3 separate regions of the Homo sapiens genome follow, and regions 2 and 3 are each linked to region 1. Evidence: chromatin contacts called from ENCODE Hi-C data. All regions are on one chromosome and are shown on one strand. The core of a region is the stretch at or near the end of the contact, and the rest is flanking DNA. Distances in the headings are between cores, read along the strand shown.

What was found. Hi-C counts contacts between places; a loop is a spot of excess contacts on that map. Pooled maps may share reads with other maps.
Region 2: a map with no recorded cell type shows a loop between it and region 1 (7-fold over the local background). The contact joins the enhancer-like site here to the promoter of USP38 in region 1. A Hi-C loop is called at or near these places in 2 of 37 single-sample maps with no recorded cell type and 1 of 50 pooled maps.
Region 3: a pooled map shows a loop between it and region 1 (11-fold over the local background). The contact joins the promoter of MGST2 here to the promoter of USP38 in region 1. A Hi-C loop is called at or near these places in 8 of 50 pooled maps.

Annotation. Positions count from the first base shown.
Region 1 is chr4:143,182,960-143,186,889 of GRCh38, forward strand. It overlaps USP38 (ubiquitin specific peptidase 38), which reads left to right and starts at 1,958. Exons shown (of 10, transcript NM_032557.6): 1 at 1,958-3,173. The coding sequence starts at 2,492. It overlaps USP38-DT (USP38 divergent transcript), which reads right to left and starts at 1,902. Exons shown (of 4, transcript NR_185979.1): 1 at 1,549-1,902. RefSeq lists enhancers at 1,008-1,893, 1,894-2,778 and silencers at 1,830-1,879, 2,100-2,349.
Region 2 is chr4:138,403,655-138,407,584 of GRCh38, forward strand. All of the region lies in intron 2 of LINC00499 (long intergenic non-protein coding RNA 499), which reads left to right. Among named protein-coding and RNA genes, the nearest start is that of LINC00498, 93 kb to the left of the region's middle. RefSeq lists an enhancer at 1,966-2,025. Within about 2 kb of position 2,062, at least 3 of the 41 ENCODE cell types and tissues checked have a DNase peak (open chromatin) inside an H3K27ac peak, as active enhancers do.
Region 3 is chr4:139,664,208-139,668,137 of GRCh38, forward strand. MGST2 (microsomal glutathione S-transferase 2) reads left to right here and starts at 1,612. Exons shown (of 5, transcript NM_002413.5): 1 at 1,612-1,870. The coding sequence starts at 1,813. RefSeq lists enhancers at 1,171-2,370, 1,667-1,836.

The DNA.
Region 1 (3,930 bases), core at 708-3,207:
ACAATAGCACCCACTAATCCAATGATTAGTGGCATGATTCACTGCAAAAAAATCTTCCACAGACTTCTGAAAATATTTTAAAATGTTAAAAAGGAACATGGTATTATTATAGAACTTTTAGTTATGCTATAAAATAAATTTAAAGTTGGCCACTTTCAATTGAAATCTTATAAAAGAGCATATTACATACATTTTTTAACCAGTGGCAAAAGAAGGAAATAAGCGTTGAATATCTTGGTATAAAAACCTAGTATTTCATTTCATGCATCTATCATTCAAGAGGTATTTTAAAAATACAGAGTCATGGTGCTTTTGGAAGTCTAATATTATGACATGTAATTTATATGGACTAATAGCACTATGTTCTCTCAGACATCTTATTTTGTAATATTCAATTTTTCAAGACCTAATATTAACAGAAAGAAGAAAATGTTATAGACAATTCAAAGTAATCTGTCAAGTTTTAAATTTACCAATATTTTTTTCTTGTCTACTTTGGAATAATCACTTCGCTGGTACTATTCAGCAATCTTCATTCGTCCTGTTAGTTTCTTAGCACAAAGATTAATTCCAAATTTCCTCCACTCCACCTCAAATCCACGATCCTTCTTAATACTTAATTCCTTCTTAATATTTTATTTTCTATATTACCTTTGTCTTCCACTGTGGCATTATTCCCAGTAAAGACAAACATCTGTGTACCTTCACCTCCTATTGGAAAAATCATTCCTGTCTCTAGCATGACTGATAGATTAATTACCTCAATTCTCTTTTATCTTCCGTATCTTCCTACGAGTCAACTTGGTCTTAAGTTCCCTTTTACTCAAGCTCCTGTCTCCTCTAAACTGCTCTTCTTAAGACTACCATAATCGACGTGTGAATATATTAGTGTAATCGTGTTTGTAACTTGGTAAAAAAACAAAACACTATTTAGCAAACTGAAGTAACAGAATTTTGTTCATTTTTCTACGGGACATTTTAAATGACCTATTTCTTTAAAGTTTTGTCTGTATTACAGGGCCTTAATGTCTAGTTTCACAACTATATTAACCAAGCCTGAAGCAGGCTACAGTTAGGCAATATTTTCCAATATAAAGACCTCTGATTAAATTCTTACTGTGAATCTTCGGAATTTGGCATGAAACAGAACAAGCATGATTGCACCTGTTCTTCCCTATTGTAAACCATCTTCGGTGTCAACATATACAATAAGTTTTGTGGTATTTCCACCTGGTTTTCTATTTTCAAAGTACCCTTGTATGACACAGGTATAAAAATATTTTGATTCTAATCTGCCATTTTCCTTACTCTCACACTTTTTTGGACGGCTTATAATTTTCGATATGGTACAAAGCTCACTAACTGGTTCTTTGCTAGAGGCCTGCTACTGATACTGATGGTCGCTAAATGCTAGGTACGCCGCCAGTATTGCTCTTACTTCAATACCGACATCGCAGGATAAAGGCAGTCACATTTAGGCGCGCAAGCGCAATTCTTGATTAATGAGCCAAGGCAGACTTCTCAATCCGAGTTTTGAGTTTTCCTTACTTTTCCCCCAAATGCTCTTTTCCTCGGATTTCACATCGATAGCACTTATTCGAGTTTTCACGAGTAACCTGACGCAGGCGGAACCGACGAAGACTAGCCGGCAAGAATCCTACAGTCGCAGCCATCTGCGCAGCGTCCGCCGGGGACGCTCCGCGCGGAAGACCGCCTGTGACTCGACACACTCTCCAGTGACGCGGCCGTCGCCGCACCTGCGCGGCGGGGCGGGAAGGAGACTCCCAGCGCCGGGGGGAAGGGAGTCTACGACTCGGGAGGGAGGTGGGGGAGCAGGGAGGGAGAGAGGGAACAAGGGAGAAGGAGAGAGGCGGACAGGCGGAGGGGCGGAGGGGCAGAGGGGCGGAGGGGCGGTCCTTCCGGAGGTTCTTAGGTCCTTCACTTCCTGTTTGCCGGCACTTCAAAATCCGGGTCAAAGGGTGTCGCTTCGGTCTCTTCTCCCCGGCTGATCCCAGCACTCTCCGTGACAGCGCCTCCTGACTCAGCCCAGGACCGGCTTCTTCTCACGACCTGCTGGAGACTGGACGCCCACACCTGACCCGGAACTCGGAGGCGTGCTTCCTCCACCCGCCGGCTAGCAGCCCCGGGCCCTGAGCTCCCGCCGACGCCGCTGGGGGGCCCGACAGGCCCCTCGGCGCTGATGCTGAGTGGGATCGAGGGCCCGGGGCGGCGGCGGAGTACGGGCCTCTGGCGCCTTAGGCCAGCCGCAGGTGTCGGTTCTTAGGCTCTCCAGGCTCGCTAGCTCCCGCCCCGGCTTGGATGGGTCTCCCTGCGCCATAAATGTGGCTGCTGAGGCGGCGGTGGCCGTGGCCCGTCGCGCTGCTGCTGCGGCGCTCCAAGTTCATCTCCGCCCCGGGGCTCTCCTGCCCCACCTCGGGGCTGCCGCCACCCGCTCCTTATCCCCTGGCCCTGGCCTTGCAGCGTGGCGACAATGGACAAGATCCTGGAGGGCCTTGTGAGTTCCTCGCATCCCCTGCCCCTCAAGCGGGTGATTGTGCGGAAGGTGGTGGAATCGGCGGAGCACTGGCTAGACGAGGCGCAGTGCGAGGCCATGTTTGACCTGACGACCCGGCTCATCCTGGAGGGCCAGGACCCTTTCCAGCGGCAGGTGGGGCACCAGGTGCTGGAGGCCTACGCACGATACCACCGGCCAGAGTTCGAGTCCTTCTTCAACAAGACCTTCGTGTTGGGCCTCCTTCATCAGGGCTACCACTCTCTGGACAGGAAGGATGTAGCCATCCTGGACTACATTCACAACGGCCTGAAGCTGATTATGAGCTGTCCGTCGGTGCTGGATCTCTTTAGCCTCCTGCAGGTAGAGGTGTTACGGATGGTGTGTGAGAGGCCGGAGCCGCAGCTCTGTGCCCGACTGAGCGACCTTCTGACCGACTTTGTGCAATGCATCCCCAAGGGGAAATTGTCCATCACGTTCTGTCAACAGCTGGTTCGAACGATAGGCCATTTCCAGTGCGTGTCCACCCAGGAAAGAGAGCTGCGGGAATATGTCTCCCAGGTGACAAAAGTGAGTAACTTGCTGCAGAACATCTGGAAGGCCGAGCCTGCCACACTACTGCCTTCCCTGCAAGAAGTTTTTGCAAGCATCTCTTCCACAGGTAAGGGTCATTATCTTTCAGAATATCTCATAAAAAATCAGTATATGTCTCTCTTGCACACACACATTCACACCATGTTTTCCTCCTGCCCTAAAAACATTCTTAAGCGAGAGCAAATCCTAATACCTCATCCCAAATTTATTCACATTCACTACCTTATTCAGGACGTCACATCGTACTTTAAAAACAGGCAGCGTTCCCATTTTAAAGGTTGAGAACGTCCAGGTCTAAGACCTTTGGCACTAAACAAGTTGCTTAATTACCCAGCCTCTGCTCAAGTTATTTGGAATGCTTTGAGGATGACAGCTACTGCAGAAAGCTTCCATTCATTAGTGACTAATGGTAGCATGATGTTTACCATAGTATTTATTGTACGTGTCTCTAATTTTGTAATGAGTTTTTCCCCCATTTTTGTATTTCCTCATTTTTGAATTAATGGATTGTGCAGTTTGTTTTATTACTGGATTATCCCAGATAACTATGAAGTTTTTAAATAGTGACATTTTTTGTCTACAGTATCTAGTAGACAAAGGAGGAATACAGATAGAATGAGGGAAGGAAGAGTACGAGGATTTAAATATTTGTTTTTGTGCCCATGAACTGCATTCTCAGAAAGCAGAGAAGGGTCACATGATACTTGCCTAGAAAATGCTTTCTCGCCGAGGAATTTTACCAGTACCTCTACCTTCGTTGTTCTGTCTTGGACCTTTCAGGTCTGAATAGATTCAAAATCATGTTCATTTCCGCTCTACTTGGT
Region 2 (3,930 bases), core at 812-3,311, 4.8 Mb before region 1:
TCTGAAATGTTAGAAATGCGCCATAACTGTACTGTCCAATATGTCAGCCATTACCCTCATGTAATCAAATGTAGCTACCATGACTGAAGAACCAAATTTTTTATTTTATTTTTATTTTATTTTAGCTATTTTAAACTTAAAAAGCTACATGGGTCTAGTGGCTCCGTCATTGGATAGAACAGCTGCAAAAGCAAACATAAAGCTTGTGGGCTGATAATCAACTAGATCTACTAAAAACATGTGTCAGTCTGCACCATAAAGAATAAACTATTCCTCTTTGAAGCATCTATGTTAGTTCTATCACCGCCATTGTTTCGGTTCTTTAATATCATCTGCTGTGGATCTCTAAAAACTGGGAAATTGAAAGCCAGGGTAGAAAATCTTATCAATTAAATCAGCACATTCCAGGTGACAGAAAATATTGGGAACTTGTTCACTTATCCACAGATCACAGGTGTGAAACTTACGTCATGTAGTGCATTGTGCGGCCCTCTTCATACATGTGGCAAACTACCCCATCAGCAACTATGAATAACAAGAGTTTTTATTTGGCTTAAAGAAAGAAATATAAACTTGACTTAATGAGAGTACTCTGACCAATGGAGGAGTTCTTTTAAGAATCAACTGTTTTTACCTCCCAGATAGACAGTCCAAGAAGAAACAGACTTAGTTACATAAAGGAAAATAAAGATCAGATGCAAAGAGTTTCTTTCCAACTTCAATATTAGGCAATGAAATGGGTTCCCAAAGGGTGACTTCAGAATCTCTAACACAGGACATTGTCATACAAGCCATCTGGTTTAGCTTACTGGTGTCATCCACTACATGCTATTTCTAGAATTGGGTATTTTATTTTAGCTGAATATGTTTGGTTGAGTATCTTACATAAAGGTCTTGCTATATTTTTTTCCAGACTTTGGACTCCCACATAGTCTAGTGTGTATGCATAATTATTTCCTTAAAAGTATAAGTTCAGAGTTAAGGTTAATAAGACCTCATATATGTTGGTACTAAGGTTGTTATTTAGTTGTAAAGTGTAGCAATGTGATTGGCACTGTATTGAGGTGCAAAAGATACAGTTCTTAACCTAAGGGCATAATCCAAAATCTAGCCAAGTGAAAGATAAAGATATGATTATAATTTTATTATTCAACACTTCTATTTGTAGAAAAACTCTAGGAAAAAAAGTTTTTAGAAGCATTATTGAGCAGTATGAAATAATATGGATTTCAACTTTTAAAAATTAGGGGTAAGAGAAAAGAAATAAGAAGGAAACAAGTTGACATATTGGGCAAGAATTTAGAGAGAGTAATAAGCTTGGTATGTGTTTATTAGCAGTAGACAATAAGTTTGGAGGATTAATTATTAACTGTAATGCAGAGAATAAAATCCTGCTATGGGCTGTATTTATTAAGCGCAGTTTTGACAAGCAATAATTATGTAAGCACAACATTCCCTTTCATAATTAGTTGGGTTTTTTTTAAGCTTTCACCATTCACAATTTGCCCCCAAAATGTTAACCATAATACAATACCACAGATGCAAAACATTCAGGGGGTCTTCGTGCACATTTTCAGCCTTCTGCAAACACACTCTGCCCTCAGGAATCAGTGAATCTTTGAGACAAGCTCTCCCCTATACCATTGCCCACCTGCACCCCAGGCCACAAACAAAATGGAAGATACAAAACGAGGTGATGCAGGATGGTAAGAAAGAGAGCTTTGGGTAGTGACCAAAGAGAAAGTAGATCTGAGAGACTGCAGGTGATGAAAGAATTAAAAATCCGAGACAAAGAAAGAGCTAGGAGGGTCAAAACTTCAGGAGCCCTGCTTTCCTGTCTCCAGTCCTTGATCTGGCTGAAACTGTGCAGAAGTGAAAGCAAGGGCCTGTGACAGGTGACTCTCTCACAGTTCTTTCTGCAAGAGACCATCTGACTCCTGCCACCAGTGTGACAAAGACCACATGGAGGTCTGGGCTGAAAATCAGATCACCAGCCTCTAGCAGGTAAGGCTGCTACTATTAGATTTGCCCTAAGACTGCTGGATATATTTTATGACAGGTACCATTGGGTAACTCATTGGTTAGGAATGTGGGTTCTGGAGTCAGACTGCCTGAGTTTAAGCTTCAACCCACTGCCTGGCTGTGTGACCTTAGGTAAGTTAATTACACTGCCCAGGCCTCAGTTCCCCTAACTATGAATAGGACACAGTGACACTGACCTTGTGAGTACTAAAGGAAATTGTGTTCAGGAAAATGTTAGAGTAGTGGCTAGTTTGCTATAAACACTCAACAAATATTATATTACTCATTGTTATTTGTAACTTTCTGACTCTCTTGGAATAGTTTAACTGTATTTTCCATAACAAACAAAATTACTGATATTTAATGGCTGCTGAACTGACAGACATGATGGTTTTAGTGGTTGGTAAATCTCATTAAACAGGTTTCTAATAGCCAACTGGTATTTAATGAGCATATTGATGGTCTTACTGTCTTTAAATTAAACCCTATTTCAACCATTTAATTTCTGTTTATAACATACTTCCATCCTTTTAAAAGAAGCATATAAAGCTTCTCTTGAAAAGAAAAATGTCCATTCACTTTTTTCTTCCCTGTTTTATTGACTGCCTAAATTCTTAGTAGCATTTGGGCAGACACTTCGTGCTGTTCAAGCCTATTGAGTCATGTGCTGTTGTGAAATTATTGTCTACCTAACCACAAATGCAATATGCTGGTATAACTTCCTCTTTTAAACAGTTTTTGATTGTCAGACAATCCTAAACATATTCTCTTTTCACTTGACAATGCAATTTTATCTATATGCCCTTCTTTCTTATTTTCCTTTTTGTCTTTGCCCCTTGCAGATGACTTCAATTCCATCATTACTATTCCTGTCTACTTGCAATATCAATATTATTTATCATTGTGTTGATGTGTGCTTTCTTCTATCCCATACATCCTATCAGTATAAACTCTTTCATTATATTGATTAACCAACTCAGTTTATGGCAGTGTTTCTTTATCTGTCATCAATTGATTATCACACATTCATCAGGCACTGGATAGAATTCATAGGATATGCCACAAAGTGAGAAGGGGGATCATTTGCTTCAGAGAAGACACATTTACTGATCATACTGCAAAGAGCAAGCTGACCCCTGCTTGAGATCTTACAGAGAACTACAGAAAATTCACAAAAGCCCCCACAAAAGAGTCTGCTGTGACCATCTGTCAAGTTGTCAGCTGTAAACAACTGCCAAAATGCTAGATCACCTCACAAGGAGCTGTGAAGTAACATCTTTGCTGCCTTTCTTACTTCTTCCTTCCTGGCACCAATCCTTGAAGAGCCAGAAAACTCTGCCGGTGAATTGGAGAAGGAGTAGAAGTAGTATTAGACTAGGTAATAAATCTCTTCCACCCCTACTTCAACTTCTGGCTTCCCACTCACAGCAGACTCAAGCTGCCAGAAAGGAAAAAAACTTCAACTTTAACACAAGATCAAAGTTTTTACAAACACATGCTTCTGACAGTTAAATTACTAAACTGGGGCAGTTTTCTGTGACCTGAAGTAACAAGAAAACTGTATTACTCAACAGTGACCAGAAACATCATGGAATCTGCCTAACTTTTCACAAAGAAATGAAAAGGCTAAACTTACAAACTACATTTAAAAGGATAGAGGGAGAGAACATTTAAGCTACTTCTTGACTATATTCCACAAGTCATCTCTGTTCAATATATCAGCTGTTTCTTGGAAGAGAAAATGGTGATATCAGGGTACACGATGGCTTCCTCAAGAAGAAGCTGTCATGCCCAGGCCAAACTCAATGACAGCCCTTGAATTCATGGAAATTATCCCAGGCAGAACACACATCCTTGTCATCACTGTCAAGGATTACTGATTACACTATCGCATTTCATCTGCACCTA
Region 3 (3,930 bases), core at 362-2,861, 3.5 Mb before region 1:
TTAAATGGAGGCTCAGAGAGGCCCAAGGTTGTGTTATTAAATTGTAGGGTCTGTGTGAGGCTGAGGCAACTGCCCTCCCCAGAAGACACTGGGAGCTCCCTGCTAGGGACTAAATGTTTGTGTCCCCTCTGCAATTCATATGTTGAGACCCTAACCCCCAACGTGATGTTATCAGGCATTTGGCAGATAATTAGCTACAGGTGAGGTTATGAGCATAGGCCCCCATAATGGGATCTGTGCCCTTATAAGAAGTGACCAGGAAGCTTACTCTTTCTCTGTCTCCAACATGAAGGTGTCCTTCTGCAAACCAGGAAGAGGGCCCTCACCAGGAACTGATTGGCCAGCACTGTCATCTTGGACTTCCCAGCCTTCAGGACTGTGACGAATAAATTGCTATTGTAAGCCACCCAGTCTATGGTATCTTTGTTATAGCAGCTTGAGCCAAGATATACCCTCTAATGGTGCTGTAGGATGGGGTGAGGAAAGGCCCCCAGCTCTGGTTTTTGGGAAGCTGCATCTTTATTTTTATTATTTGTTTGAGACAGGGTCTCACTTTGTCACCCAGGCTGAAGTGCAGTGGAACGACCTTGGCTCACTGCAGTCTCAGGCTCCTGGGTTCAAGCAATCCCCTTGCCTCAGCCCCCTAAGTAGCTGGGACTACAGGCACGTGCCACCATGCCCTGCTAATTTTTGTATTTCTTTAAGAGATGGGGTTTTGCCATGTTACCCAGGCTGGTCTCGAACTCCTGAGCTCAAACCATCTGCCCATTTCAGCCTCCCAAACTGTTGGGATTACAGGCATGAGCCATCCTTCCAGGCCAGAATCTGCATCTCTAAAGAGCAGATTCTCCTGCCTCAGCCTCCTGCGTAGCTGGGACTACAGGTTCGTGCCACCATGCCCAGCTGATTTTTTGTATTTTTAGTAGAGAAGGGGTTTTACTGTGTTAGCCAGGATAGTCTTGATCTCCTGACCTCGTGATTCACCCTCCTTGGCCTCTTAAAGTGCTGGGATTACAAGTGTGAGCCATCGCGCCCGGCCGGTTTATTTTTTTAAAAATGGCTGGGCACAGTGACTTGTGGCTGTAGTTCTAGCTACTTGGGAGGCTGAGGCAGGAGGATTACTTAAGCCCAAGAGTTGGAGGCTGCAGTGAGCTATGATCGTGCCACCACACACTCCAGCCTGGGTGACAGATCAAGACCCTGTCTTAAAAAAAAAAAGTATGATTATTATCAGAGTCTCTAGGTGACAGTGAGAGGCAGCCTGGTGCAGGGGATAGGGCACAGTTGTAATCTGCTAGACTGGGTTCAAATCCTAAATCGGCCATTCAGAGCGTGAATACATTAGAACTGGCTTAAATTAGCATTTAAAATGTCAACAGGATTAAGTAAGTAGTTCCTTCTCACTTTTTCCACAGGAGGTGAGAAAGGTCTCAGCAAGGCCCTAGGAGGGAAGGGCGTGGGGATGAAAGGGATCCAGAGAGTCTGTGCATTGGCAGAGAAGATAGTGTAACTGGCACTGCGGCTGGAGGGCTGGTCCCACAGTGAGCTACAGCCCTGCCCGCTGGCCGTGGGAGAGGCTTAAAACAAACGCCGGAAGCAACTCCCAGCCCCATAAAGATCTGTGACCGGCAGCCCCAGACCTGCCTGCCTTCCTGACTTCTGTTCCAGAGCAAAGGTCATTCAGCCGCTTGAATCAGCCTTTTCCCCCCACCCGGTCCCCAACTTTGTTTACCCGATAAGGAAGGTCAGCATTCAAAGTCAAGAAGCGCCATTTATCTTCCCGTGCGCTCTACAAATAGTTCCGTGAGAAAGATGGCCGGGAACTCGATCCTGCTGGCTGCTGTCTCTATTCTCTCGGCCTGTCAGCAAAGTAAGAGGCATGGGAAGTTCGTGTGTGTGCGCGTGTGTGCGTGTGTGTGTGTGTGTGACAAGGCTTGCGGGAGAGAGAGGGAGGGAGGGAGATGGGTCCGGTGTTTTGTTTCCTACTTGCCCTTGCAGGTAGCTCTGGGTCCTCAGAGCACAGTCGCCTCAGGGTCACCCATGCCGCCTGCTACCCTCCTTCCCAGGGGCAAGCAGAGACTGAGAACATTCCAGAGATTAGTTCTCCCAACTGGAACGCTGTGGGGCCTCAGAGCTCAGCGATTCTGCATCATCTGTGATTACGACCCACAGCCCGTTCAAACGAGCGTTAGTAGCCTGCTAACCTGCAGGAAGTGGTGTGAATATTAATTACAAGTGTTCCAAAGGAAACGTGCCTGCTTCTAAACCTGGTTGTGATTTCTTGAACGTTGATGTTTTAATTAATGTGTTTTCTTAAATAAACTGCCTATGGTGGTATGATTATCAGATTGAAAAAAACTTCCTTCAGAAATATTAGCTTTAGATTAAGTAATTAGCTCTAAATTTTAAAACAGCTTCCCACTAGGATTATTCAATATCTCGACTGCCTGGTTAAATAGAGGGCTTTTACTCCATGGGAGTCACATTTGCTCAATTCATATTATCTTACCTACAATGTCAGCTGGGGAAAGGGGTCCGAGTGCAAGAGTGCAAGACTTCTTACCAAGCATGCATATTTCTTTATATTTCCAAGTATGCCTGTACCAGGAAATAGGGCCAAGCCGTAGACTGCTCAGGTTACACAAACAGCCAGAAGCAGGAAGGCCTCACAGCTGAGGATCCAGTCCAGGCCTCCGTGCATGCTCAATGTCTTGCCTAGCCAGTCTGTTTTGAGATTGTATGAAGATCTTGAACCTTCAGACTCACGTTTTGTGGTTTGATTCACACAATCTGTTGTGGAGAAGAGCAGGATATTTGTTTCTAATTAAAGAAGCACTTAGATCTGTTAAAAGGAAAACCCTAGACAAATTACATTTAACTGAGTTTAATTGAGCAAAGAACGATTCACAGTTGGGCATGGGGAACCGGAATAGGTTCAGAGAGACTCTGGGGCTGCCACGTGGTAGAAGAAGATTTATGGACAGAAAAAGGAAAGCGACTCCCAGAAAACGGAAGCATATAGTTCACGATGTACGGAGAAACCTTTAGGCTGAACTTAAAATATGTCAGAAGGCAGCTTTAGGCTAAACCTAATTTAGCAGGTCTAAGGCTCACTGTTGGTAGCATCCTGACTCACAGGTGCTACCAAACCTGCATGCGCCTTTATCCTAGGCCTGCAGGTCCACAGATGTCCCAAAGCTGACAGAGGTGCTCATCCTCCCTGTTTGCTGCTTGTGCAGGGGGCTGTGTGAACTGGGGCCAGAATGTTAGGGGGCTGGATGGAGTGGGGGTAGGGGTGGGGAGAGAGGAGAGGAGACTGGGTGAATGATGATTAATGGTGGACAGGGAATGTTTAATGACAAGGTGTTAGGGCCGGGCACGGTGGCTCACCCCTGTAATCCGAGTACTTTGGGAGGCCAAGGCAGGTGGATCACGAGGTCAAGAGATCGAGACCATCCTGGCCAACATGGTGAAACTCCGTCTCTACTTAAAATACACAAATTTGCTGGACATGGTGGCACGCTCCTGTAGTCCCAGCTACTAGGGAGGCTGAGGCAGGAGAATCGCTTGAACCTGGGAGGGGGAGGTTGCAGTGGACTGAGATCACAGCACTACACTCCAGCCTGGCAACAGAGCGAGACTCCATCTCAAAGAAAAAAAAAAGATGTTGATGAAGAGTTGAACTTTGTAAAATAATTGAAAAGCTGTATTCTGAGCCAAACATGAGGGACGAGTGGCCGGTGACACAGCCCAAGGAGATTCTAAGAACATCTGCCCAAAGGGGTCTGGCTACAGATTGGTTTTATACATTTTAGGGAGACATAAGACATCAACCAATTCATGTAAGATGTACATTAGTTTGGTCCCAAAAGGCGGGACAACTGGAAGTGGGGCATGGGCTTCCAGGTCATAGGTGGATTTAAAGATTTT